Regions from separate parts of the Homo sapiens genome. Here region 1 is linked to region 2. Evidence: read pairs that join two places in POLR2A ChIA-PET (ENCODE). Cell type or tissue: Panc1. All regions are shown on one strand. Each heading gives the region's core, and the rest is flanking DNA. Links, peaks and the distances in the headings are about the cores only. Region 1 overlaps SOBP (sine oculis binding protein homolog). Region 2 overlaps SOBP (sine oculis binding protein homolog).

Evidence for each region. Peaks named below come from ENCODE experiments on the same cell type or tissue, not always from the same donor. Only the 100,000 strongest peaks of a DNase experiment are listed, where the experiment ranks them.
Region 1: POLR2A ChIA-PET joins it to region 2 with 8 read pairs; 3 of 35 experiments call an interaction of 5 or more read pairs at or near these places.

The regions. Positions count from the first base shown.
Region 1 is chr6:107,511,672-107,517,058 of GRCh38, reverse strand. The region is part of intron 3 of SOBP (sine oculis binding protein homolog); the gene reads right to left. Among named protein-coding and RNA genes, the nearest start is that of SOBP, 24 kb to the right of the region's middle. In Panc1, for the core only: no CTCF peak of the experiment used is centred there; no DNase peak of the experiment used is centred there.
Region 2 is chr6:107,647,720-107,653,106 of GRCh38, reverse strand. All of the region lies in intron 6 of SOBP (sine oculis binding protein homolog), which reads right to left. Among named protein-coding and RNA genes, the nearest start is that of SOBP, 160 kb to the right of the region's middle. In Panc1, for the core only: no CTCF peak of the experiment used is centred there; no DNase peak of the experiment used is centred there; H3K27ac peaks cover 1,905 bases.

The DNA.
Region 1 (5,387 bases), core at 107-5,106, 140 kb after region 2:
TGAACTATTCTTGCTCCTTTGCATCTCCATATACATTTTAAAAAACAACTTTTTAATTTCCACAAAATTTTATGCAGGATTTTTATCAGAATTAGATTTAAATATATAGATCAATTTAGGAGGAATCTTCCTCTTTACAATATTTAGTCTCTAATCTATAAACATGGTATGTCCCTCTATTGATTTAGGTCTTCTTTAATTTCTCTCAGCAATGTTTATGATTCTCTGTGTAACCATCTTACACATATTTTGTGAGATTATTTTCCTGGGTATTTGATGGGTCTGATACTACTTTAAATTATATTTTTAAGATTCACTTTTGAAATTTTTATGGCTGGAATACAGAGATATCATTGATTTGCAGATATTGACTGTGTTTAGAGACTTTGATAAATTGAGTCGTAAATTATAATAGTTAACCTGTAGATTGACTGTAGGGAGGTCTATATAAAATAGCATTTCTGTCTTACAAATCTTGAGTTTCTTACTCCTTTTTATTTCCTTATTAAATAATTGTCTGTTAATTTCCGGTACAGAAGTGGGTGATACTGATCTTTCTTTTCTTTTCTTTTTTTTTTTTTGAGACAGAGTCTTGCTCTGCTGCTCAGGCTGGAGTACAATGGTGCAATCCCAGCTCATCACAACCTCCATTCACTGCAACTTCTGCCTCCTGGGTTCCAACAATTCTCCCACCTCAACCTCCCGAGTAGTTGGGATTATAGGAGCGCATCACCACACCCTACTAATTTTTGTATTTTTAGTACAGACTAGGTTTTGCCGTGAAGGCTGGGCTGGTCTCGAACTCCTGTCGTCAAGTGATCTGCCTGCCTTGGACTCCCAAAGTACTACTATTACAAGCATGAGCCATTGTGCCTGGCCCATAATGATCATCTTAATCTCATTCTTGATATCAAGAGGAAAGTTTTCAATACTTCACTATTACGTAATATTGGCTGTGGAGTGTTCTGTTGATAACCTTTGGACAGATTAAGGAAGTTCTATTCTATTCCTCCTTTGCCAAAAGTTTTTTTTAATCATTTATAGTGCTAAATTTTATCAAAATTGTTGCTGCAGCTATTACTTTATTCTGTTAATGGTTTTACTTTAACAGAGGTTTTACTTTATTTTGTTAATCATATTGACTGATTTTTAAAATTTAAACCAACCTTGCATTCCTAGAAAAAAATCTAAATTAGTCATGATGTATTACCATTTTGCATATATCATTGGCTTTGGTTTGCTATAATTTTGCTCAGTATTTTTGCATGAATGTTCATGATGAACAGAAGTTTTCCTTCTTTTTTTGTTTTTTGAGACAGAGTCTCGCTGTCACACAGGCTGGAGTGCACTGGTGTAATCTTGGCTCACTACAACCTCCACCTCCCAGGTTCAAGCAATTCTTGTGCCTCAGCCTCCCAAGTATCTGGGACTACAGGCATGTGCCACCATGCCCAGCTTATTTTAGTATTTTTAGTAGAGACAGGGTTTTGCCATGTTGCCCAGGCCGGTCTCAAACTCCTGAGCTCAAGTGATCCCTCCACCTCGGCCTCCCAAAGTGCTAGGATTACAGGTGTGAGCCACCACACCCAGACAGAAGTTTTCAATTTTAATGTAATAAAATTACACTAAATTATTGTTTCCCTTACTTATAATGCCCTTGGCATGTAATGTGATCAATGTTATGCTGAGATCATAAAATAAGTCTACGTATTTATTTCTTCTCTATTCTCTGAAAAAGCTTCTCCAACTTCTTTTCTTTGTTTGTTTTTTGTTTTTCTTAAATGTTTCACAGAATTTACCATTGAAGCCATCTAGGTCTGGAATATTCTTTGTAGAAAAGATTCAATTATTTTATTTCCTTAATAGGACTACTCAAGTTTTCTATTTCTTCTGTCTGTTTTGGTAAGTTAAACTAATGTGACGTCTCTGTCAAAGAAACTCTGGGAATTATTCTAGTAATCACTATGCATAACATCAAAATGATTAGTTCTAATAACATATGAACCTTTTTATTTACTCACATTTCATATTTCCTAGCACTTGTTATCTTAAAAAATGTCAAATCTATTATTTCATTCACTATTTGTTCAAAGTAAAAATTAACAATCATTAAAACTTGTCCCAAGCAGTATAAATCTTTCATCAGACTTCTGGCTGTTATAACTATACATATATGCAGTTTGCTTTATATCTGTTCAATTAACAAGTACCTGTTAAAGCACATTAAAACATACCCTCTCAAATCATAAAATCAGGAGAGCAACTAACCATACAAGTCACAAAATAAGGATTTTATAAATATAGGGAAATAACAGATCATGTAAGCTAACCACATCATTTTGCAGACAAGGAAACTAAGGCTTAGAGAAACTACCTTATTCAAGATTACATGGCCAATAAATGGCAGAGCTGGCATTAGCAACCCAGGTCTCCTGGTTCTTGCTCTGGCAGTCTTCACCACCTCATGCTACCATTCAAATTATACATTTCATCTGGCATTAAAAATGATAGAACACACTAAAATGTGCCTTACACATTTTTAAGAACCCTTAATTGTAAAGAGAACAATAAAGCAGGACCCATATCATAGTATCTAACATTTTCAGGTTTCATTTTGGATCTTTTTTTATCACTTTGAATTTGAGTTTTCAATTGCTATCTTCTAGCCTATATTAAGTTTCAGGTGCCATTTCCCCTCAACTGTATAAATATAACAGTTCTTGATTATCTGCCTATAGACTTTTTGCTACTCCACTTTAATTGCCCTTGTAGTCCTACCATGCACCTTCCATATGCAACTAAAATTATATCATACATTCCAAGGTAAAACTAGAATGATGTTTTGATCATATGCCAACAGTACTATTAAGTTCTTGGTAGTCAAGGATGATGACATACATCTGTATTGTCTAGCACAATGTAAGGAACATTCAGTAAATACTTAACTGACTGAAATACTGCCATAGTGTTTTGGATAATCCAGTGGTTAAGGATATAGGCTAAGGAGACATAATGTATAGGTTCAAATATCAGCTCTGCCACTCAGTATCTGTGTAACCTCAGGCAAGTTGCTCAACTTTTCTGGGCCTCAGTTTTCTCATCTGTAAAACAAGGTTAATAATAGCATCCACAAAGAGTTGTGAAAATTAAATGATATAAATCTACTAGCATAATACATGCTCAAAAACTATTAGCTATGATGAGATTATATCATTACATTATTAAGTACTCACATTTCTGCCATTCATCGTTAATTCCTCCTGTCCTTATCCTAAGTGATTGGGAAAACTGAGGGTTCAGTGAACCTCTTTTTCTTTCTTTTTTTTTTTTTTTTGAGAATTGCATCTGGTACATAAATAGTAAGTCATCCAAATCCCATTAACTCTAGGTAATTTTATTTAATAATCATATTTTAAAAGTTGGACAAATAAATAAAGTCCAAAGCAATTTTGATTAAATCCTGTTTTCTCAATGGCTATTTGGAACACATCATCATATGCAAGCCCCAAGAATATTGAATAACAGATAAAATAAATAATGACCATAATGCAAACCACATTCTCATTCCCATTTCCCTGCAAGTACAACTCCATGTCAGAATTATAAGAGCCAAAAAGTAACATGCTTATTAACTGTGGGTTACTCAGCTATATACATAGAGGTTAGCAGATCACGTGACTGTTTCCATATTCTCCGTTAAGCTAATGGTTCCTTAGAGTCCAGTTCTTATAACCCCTTAGGAATTTCAAGATTTGCCTGAAAATATATATCATATTTCCCTGACTATAATGGAACTCAAATTTGGAAAACTAACTGAAAAGCAAACCATCCTGGAGGACAGGAAATGGTCATTGTTTTCAAAGAAAGATAAGACATTTCTGCACACAGGAAATCAAGCTGGTTTTAGGGGATCGATCTTATGTTGCTCCACACAAACCTGTCTGTGCCGTATGGACAGGCTCTTCCTTTTACTTCACATGTGCAAACATGGTAAGAAATGAGAATAAGGGCACTTATCATTTGAGGTAAAAGACACTTTATTCAAGACTGCCACATAAATGCATAAAGAGAAGTATATTCCCTCTTTTTTTCACATTTCATTTCATTTTAAAGTATTCAGAGATTTACAGGGATTCTGGACTTGGAATAGGCAAGTTGTAAGCCTCTGGGAAAACCTGTCAAAAGACTCAGATCTAAAATGTGGTTTTCTAGGTACACACGGTTTTCTGCAGCAGGAAAGCTCTCACTAGAAAAAGTTGCTTCATTTCACTTCTCCTTGTGAACAAAAACAATCACACTAATAGTTTTATTAATTTAAAAAAAAAATTTTGGGAGCAAAATGTTGTCATGGAGCAAACCCAAAACTAGAGGGGAAAAAGTCCTGGTCTGAGTCTCAACTGGGCCAGGGTCTACCCTGGCTACTTTGACCAGAAGTTGACAAGGTGGGGAGACCCAAACCTGCCCTACCTCTGCAGAAAATTGATGGCCAGTCAATGCAGCCAAGGGCTATTACACTTGTAAAGCAGTGAAGACCATTATAAGGCCTTTGTCAAAGATATGTATTCAAAATCCCTTCTGAGTGCTTTACCTCAATCATCAAACTTGGAGGGAACCAAATTTAAAGCTCAATTAAAACCAGAGAAGGCCAAATATCTTAATGAAGACTCACTACAGCACAGTTCTTACAATCCATGCCCAAGCCCTTTAAAGGCATGATCATCTTCGAATGAAGTCTCAAAGGGTTGAACCCATGCTAAAATCTCTAACATGAGATGAATTACAGCAAAGTTACCGTTTAATTAACCTATCTTTCAAAATTCTTGCTGACATATTTTTTGCCACTTCAGATTATGTTCATGATGTGATTTTTTAAATTAGCAAAGAAGGAGGTTTTTACATTTGTTCAAACTGAAAGAATAAAGACATGTTTGCACAAAAAGAAAGTGTTGGTCAATACTTTTATTATTTTCTAATATTCTTATAAGTTTTCTTCATGGCTTGCCTATATGGCAAAGCCTTATTCTGTTCATTTCCTAGAGTCTGCAAAAAAGTCTGTGATTATTATTTAAGGATCATGGTGATTCCCTTCACTGCATGGGGGCGGGGGAGGGGGAAAGCAAAAGCAAAGCTATTATCCTGTATTTATAACACGTCTGTTACCATAGTAATGCCTGTGCTGTCACAAACCATACCAAGGGCCAGAGGCTGTCTCTGTGGGGGGAAAGGCAGCACAGAGTTGGAAGATGAATGCACACATGTGTGGCCAGAGCAGGGTCAATGCTGTGGTAACCACCAAGACACGGGAGCTCCCCTTCTCCAGAGAAAAGGGAGGGCAGGGCCAGAAGAGCAGTTCTCCAGGCCCAGAAGTAAGCTACACCCACAATTCT
Region 2 (5,387 bases), core at 177-5,176:
ACATCTCTTTTCTTATAGCTCATTAACTGATGAAGATACGTGGGAGATACTGGAGGTTTGGTTCTAGACCACTGCAATAAAGTGAGCATTGCAATAAAGCAAGTCACATGCATTTTTTTGGAGGGTTTCCCAGTGCATATAAAAGTTATGTTTATACTATACTGTAGTCTATTAAATGTGCAGTAGCATTATGTCTAAAAAACAATTTACATTTCTTAATTTAAAATACTTTATTTGTAAAAAAAAAAAAATGCTAACAATCATCTGAGCCTTCAGCAAACCATAACCTTTTTGCTGGTGGAGAGTCTTGCCTTGATACTGACGGCTGCTGACTAATCAGGGTGGTGGTTGCCAAAGGCTGGGGTGGCTGTGGCAATTTCTTAAAATAAGACAACAATAAAGTTTGCCACATTGGTTGATTCTTCCTTTCACAAAGGATTTCTCTGTGTCATGCCATGCTATTTGATAACATTTTACCCACAATAGAACACTTTCAAAACTGAGTCAATCCCTGCTGCTGTTTTATCAACTAAGTTTATGGAATAGTCTAAATCCTTTGTTGTAATTTCATCATTGTTCACAGCATCTTTACCAGGAGCAGATTCTATCTCTAGAAACCAATTTCTTTGTTCATTCTTAAGAAGCAACTCCTCATCTGTTCAAGTTTGATCGTGAGATTGCAGCAATTCAGCCACATATTTAGGTTCCCCTTGTAATTCTCTTGCTATTTCTATCATATCTGCAGCTACTTCCTCCACTGAACTCTTGAACCCTTCAAAGTCATCCACGAGTGTTGGAATAAACTCCTTCCAAACTCCTGTTAATGTTGATATTTTGACCTCCTCCTATGAATCACAAATGTTCTTAATGGCATCTAGAATAGTGAATCCTTTCCAGAAGATTTTCAATGTACTTTGCCCAAATCTGTTAGAGGCATCACTATCAATGGCAGCTAGAGCCTTATGAAGTGTATCTCTTAAATGATAAGACTTGGAAGTCAAAATTCCTCCTTGATCCATGGGCTGCAGAATGAATGTTGTGTTAGCAGGCATGAAAACAATTAATTTCTTTGTACCGCTCCATCAGAGCTCTTGGATGACCAAATGCATTGTCAATAAGCAGTAATGTTTTAAAAGAATTATTTTTTCCTGAGCAGTGGGTCTCAACAGTGGGTTTAAAATATTCAGTAAACCATGGTATCAAGAGATGTGCTGTCACCCAAGCTTCGTTGTTCCACTGACAGAGCTCAAGCAGAGTAGATTTAGCATAATTCTTAAAGGCCCTAGGATTTTCAGAACAGTAAGTGAACACTGGCTTCCACTTAAGGTCACCGGCAGCATTAGCCCCTACCAAGAGAGTCAGCCTGTCCTTTGAAGCTTTGAAGTCAGGCATTGACTCCTCTCTATCTATGAAAGTCCTAGTTGGCATCTTCTTTCAATATAAAGCTGTTTTATCTATATTGAAAATCTATTGTCTAGTGTAGTCACCTTCATCAATGATCTTAGCTAGATCTTCTGGGTAGTTTGCTGCAGCTTCTACATCAGCACTTGCTGCTTCACCTTGCACTTTGATGTTATGGAGACAGCTTCTTTCTTTAAAGCTCATGAACCAACCTCTGCTAGCTTCAAAATCTTTTTCTGCAGCTTCCTCCCCTCTCTCAGTCTTCAGTGATGAAGAGAGTTAGGGCCTTGCTCTGGATTAAGTTTTGGATTAAGGAAATATTGTGGTCGGTTTGATCTTCCACCCAGACCACTCAAATTTTCTCTATATCAGCAATAAGGCTGTTTTGCTTTCTTATCATTTGTGTCTTCACTGGAGTAGCATTTTTATTTATTTGTTATTTAGAGACAATATCTCAGTCACTCAGGCTGGAGTGCAGTGGCATGATCACAGCTCACTGCAGCCTCAAATTCCCAGGCTCAGGTGATCCTCCCACCTCAGCCTCCTGAGTAATTGGGACTACAGGTGTGCACCATCACACCCAGCTAATTTTTCATATTTTTTGTAGAGACAGGGTTTTGCCATGTTTCCCAGGCTAATCTTGAACTCCTGGGCTCAAGCGATCCGCCAGCCTCAGCCTCCCAAAGTGCTGGGATTATTACAGGTTTGAGCCATTGTGCCTAGCCATGGAGTAGCAATTTTAGTTTCCTTCAAGGACTTTTTCCTTGCATTCACAACTTGATTGGCACAAGTAGCCTTGCTTTTGGCCTGTCTTGGCTTTCAATATGCCTTCCTCACTAAGTTTAATCACTTCTAGCTTTTGATTCAAAATGAGAGACATGGGTCTCCTCCTTTCACTTAAACATTTAGAGGCCCTCCTTTCACTTAAACATTTAGAGGCCATCATAGAATTATTAACTGGCCTACTTTCAATCTTGTATCTCAGGAAATAGGGAGGCCCAAGGAGAAGGAGAAAGATGGGGGAACAGCCAGTTGGTGGAGCAGTCAGAACATACCCAACGTTTATTGACTAAGTTTACCTCTTACATGGGTGCAGTTCATGGTGTCCCAAAACAATGACAATAGTAACATCCAAGATCACTGATCACAAATCACCATAACAGATATGATAATGAAAATGTTTGAAACATTGTGAGAATTACCAAAATGTGACACAGAGACATAAAGTGAGCACATGCTGTTGGAAAAATGGCATTGATAGACTTGACAGGGTTGCCACAAACCTTCCATTTGTACAAAGGCAATATTCGTGAAGCGTAATAAAGCGAAGCATGATAAAGTGAGATATGCCTGCAACTGAAAAACATTCCTTCTCCTTTCGAGTCTATAGCTCATGGTAAGGAGAGGGTATGGGAGCCAAGGGTGAGTTTCATCTTAGCTCAGTGTTAGGCTCTGGTCTGAATCGCAGCTTCATCACTGTGATGCTACTCACCCTATGGCTCTGAGAAGCTAAGGTTCCTGAGTACTAAAAATAAAATAAAAATAACAATAAAAATTAACCAATTATAAGGCCTTGTTTTCTTTAATTTTTAAATAACTTTTTCTTTTAGCTATATCCCTTATTTTACTTGTTAATCAGTAAAAATTACAACCATGTAAGACTCCCTACTGGGATAACTCTATCTTTAAGTCTTCATTTTACAAATGAAAATGTTGTTTTCCTTTGCTGGTTCTATGGGTTAGGGGAGAGCAGTCTGTTTTTTCTTATAAGTGGTCATTGCTATTTCTTGCTGACCTCTAAAAGTTTCTGAGGGGCGAAGAACCCAGAACTACGGAGCCCCTTCTTGTGCACTCACTTAAGTAAGTCCTTATCTTCACCTTGGACAATGGATCCTCTTTACTAAGTTCTTTCCAGAACCTGGAAGTTTAAGCAAACCAAATGACCAGGTCTCTGGTAGGCCCTCTTCCAAAACCATGGAGGGATTCATGACTAACAGTGTAGTTTTCTTTTTTCTTTCTTCTTCTTTTTTTTTTTTTTAACAAACACACTATAGCAGATGGCTCTGTTCACTCCCAAAAAAGAAAAATAGAATAAAGAAGAATTACATGATAGAGCTGTTCTGCAGGAAATTTTGAACAAGAGCCTAGGTCCTATGCCCTGGCTTTCAGAACTAAGTACTTCCCATTGTGGTTTATGTCTTCAATGAAAGGAGTTTTCTTTTTTTTTTTGAGACAGGGTCTTGCTCTGTCACCCAGGTTGGAGTGCAGTGGCACCATCATGGCTCACTGCAGCCTCAACCTCTTGGGCTCAAGTGATCTCAGCCTCCCAAGTAGCTGGGACCACAGGCATGTACCACCAAGCCTGGCTAATTTTTTTCTGATTTTTTGTAGAAATGGGGTCTCCCTGTGTTGCCCAGACTGGTCTCAAATTCTTGGGCTCAAGTGATCCTCCTGTCTTGGCCTCTAGGCCTTGCAAAGTGCTGGGATTACAGGCATGAGCCATGGCTCCTGATGGTTTTTTTTTTTTTTTTTTTTTTTTTTTGGTAGTGGGGGCGGGGCAAGGTCTTGCTCTGTCACCCAGGCTGGAGGACAGCTGCATGATCATAGCTCACTGCAGCCTCAAACTCCTGGGCCTCAGCCTCCTGAGTAGCTGGGTCTACAGGCATGCCCAGTTAATTTTTAAATTTTTTGTAGAGATGGGGTCTCAAACTCCTGGGCTCATGATCCTCCCACCTCAGCCTTCCAAAGTCCTGAGATTACAGGCATGAGCCGCTGTGCCCAGACTAGGAGTCAAATTTTATTGCACACCTAATTTACATCAAATACAGCACCAGGCATTTTTATATACTTATTTCACTTGGAAGCAAACAGCAATGCTACTGAAATATTTATTACTATCTCCATTTTACAGATGAATAACTTTGCCAGGAAGGGTTGCCAGAAATAGGAAAAGGTGGATGGAAGTCCAGCTTCTAGAACCCCAAAGTCAAGTTTCCCCCTCCCGCTGGGAGAGCTGACCCCTAGCCTATGTTCCATCTCCCCCCTTCTTTGCCCTGACAGTAGGGTGGCAGGGTCACAATGTCAGAGCTGTATAGTGCCTTAGAGACATACATGGCCTAACACCCTGCATTTGCAAACAAGAACTCTGAAAAGTTTTTCATAAGAAAAAAAAAAAACCACACATTTTCATCAAGTCTCATCCAACACACGAACTAGCTGATGTCAGTTCATGGAACTCAGCAGGCCCCTGGCCCACAGCTCTGCTCCCCTCTCCCCACTGTGACTACAGGAGCAGGTGTCACTGTGTCCCTGTTAAAGTGGGAGATGCTAAATCCTAGATGAATTTAGAGACTCATTCAAGGGGTCAGTGGAAAGGACAGGGTCCTTGTCCTTTTCTGATTTCTACCACCCTGACTCTCAAGACTGCGGCCTTCCAAAAATTCTGCCTGTGACAAAAAAGCCAGATGTTTACTGTGTTAAGATTAAGTGTGTTACTTCTCTATGTTATATGAACAGAGGCATTCTAGGTAAAAGAGAAAGAATACAGAGAAAAAAGCAGCTTCATGTGGCAAGTAGCTTTGACCTGTGGGTCAACGGCAGATTTTAGGATTTAGATGAGGTCTGGGAAAGCAGTCTTCTCCACACTTGATTCATTCTTTATGACCAGCCCATTAGCAGAGAGAGGGAGGGAGAAAGCTTCATATTAGTACAAATGCCATTGCAAAATGTAAGAGCTATAATACTGATTTCTCCCCCAACAGCAAAAATGATGGAGAGTGTGGTTACTAACTGCTTTCCTGCAACCCTTTAACCTCTCAACCCTAGATGTTCAGGCACAACCTATTTTCTCTCTGGAATTGGCTTCCTGATGTGAGGAAGCCATGCCGTGGGTGGCAAAAATATGACTCTGGTGCTTGGCACAGGGCATGTAACTGAAGCAGCTGCGGTCAGATCCCATGTTCCACCGAGAGGAAAGGCAGATGAGG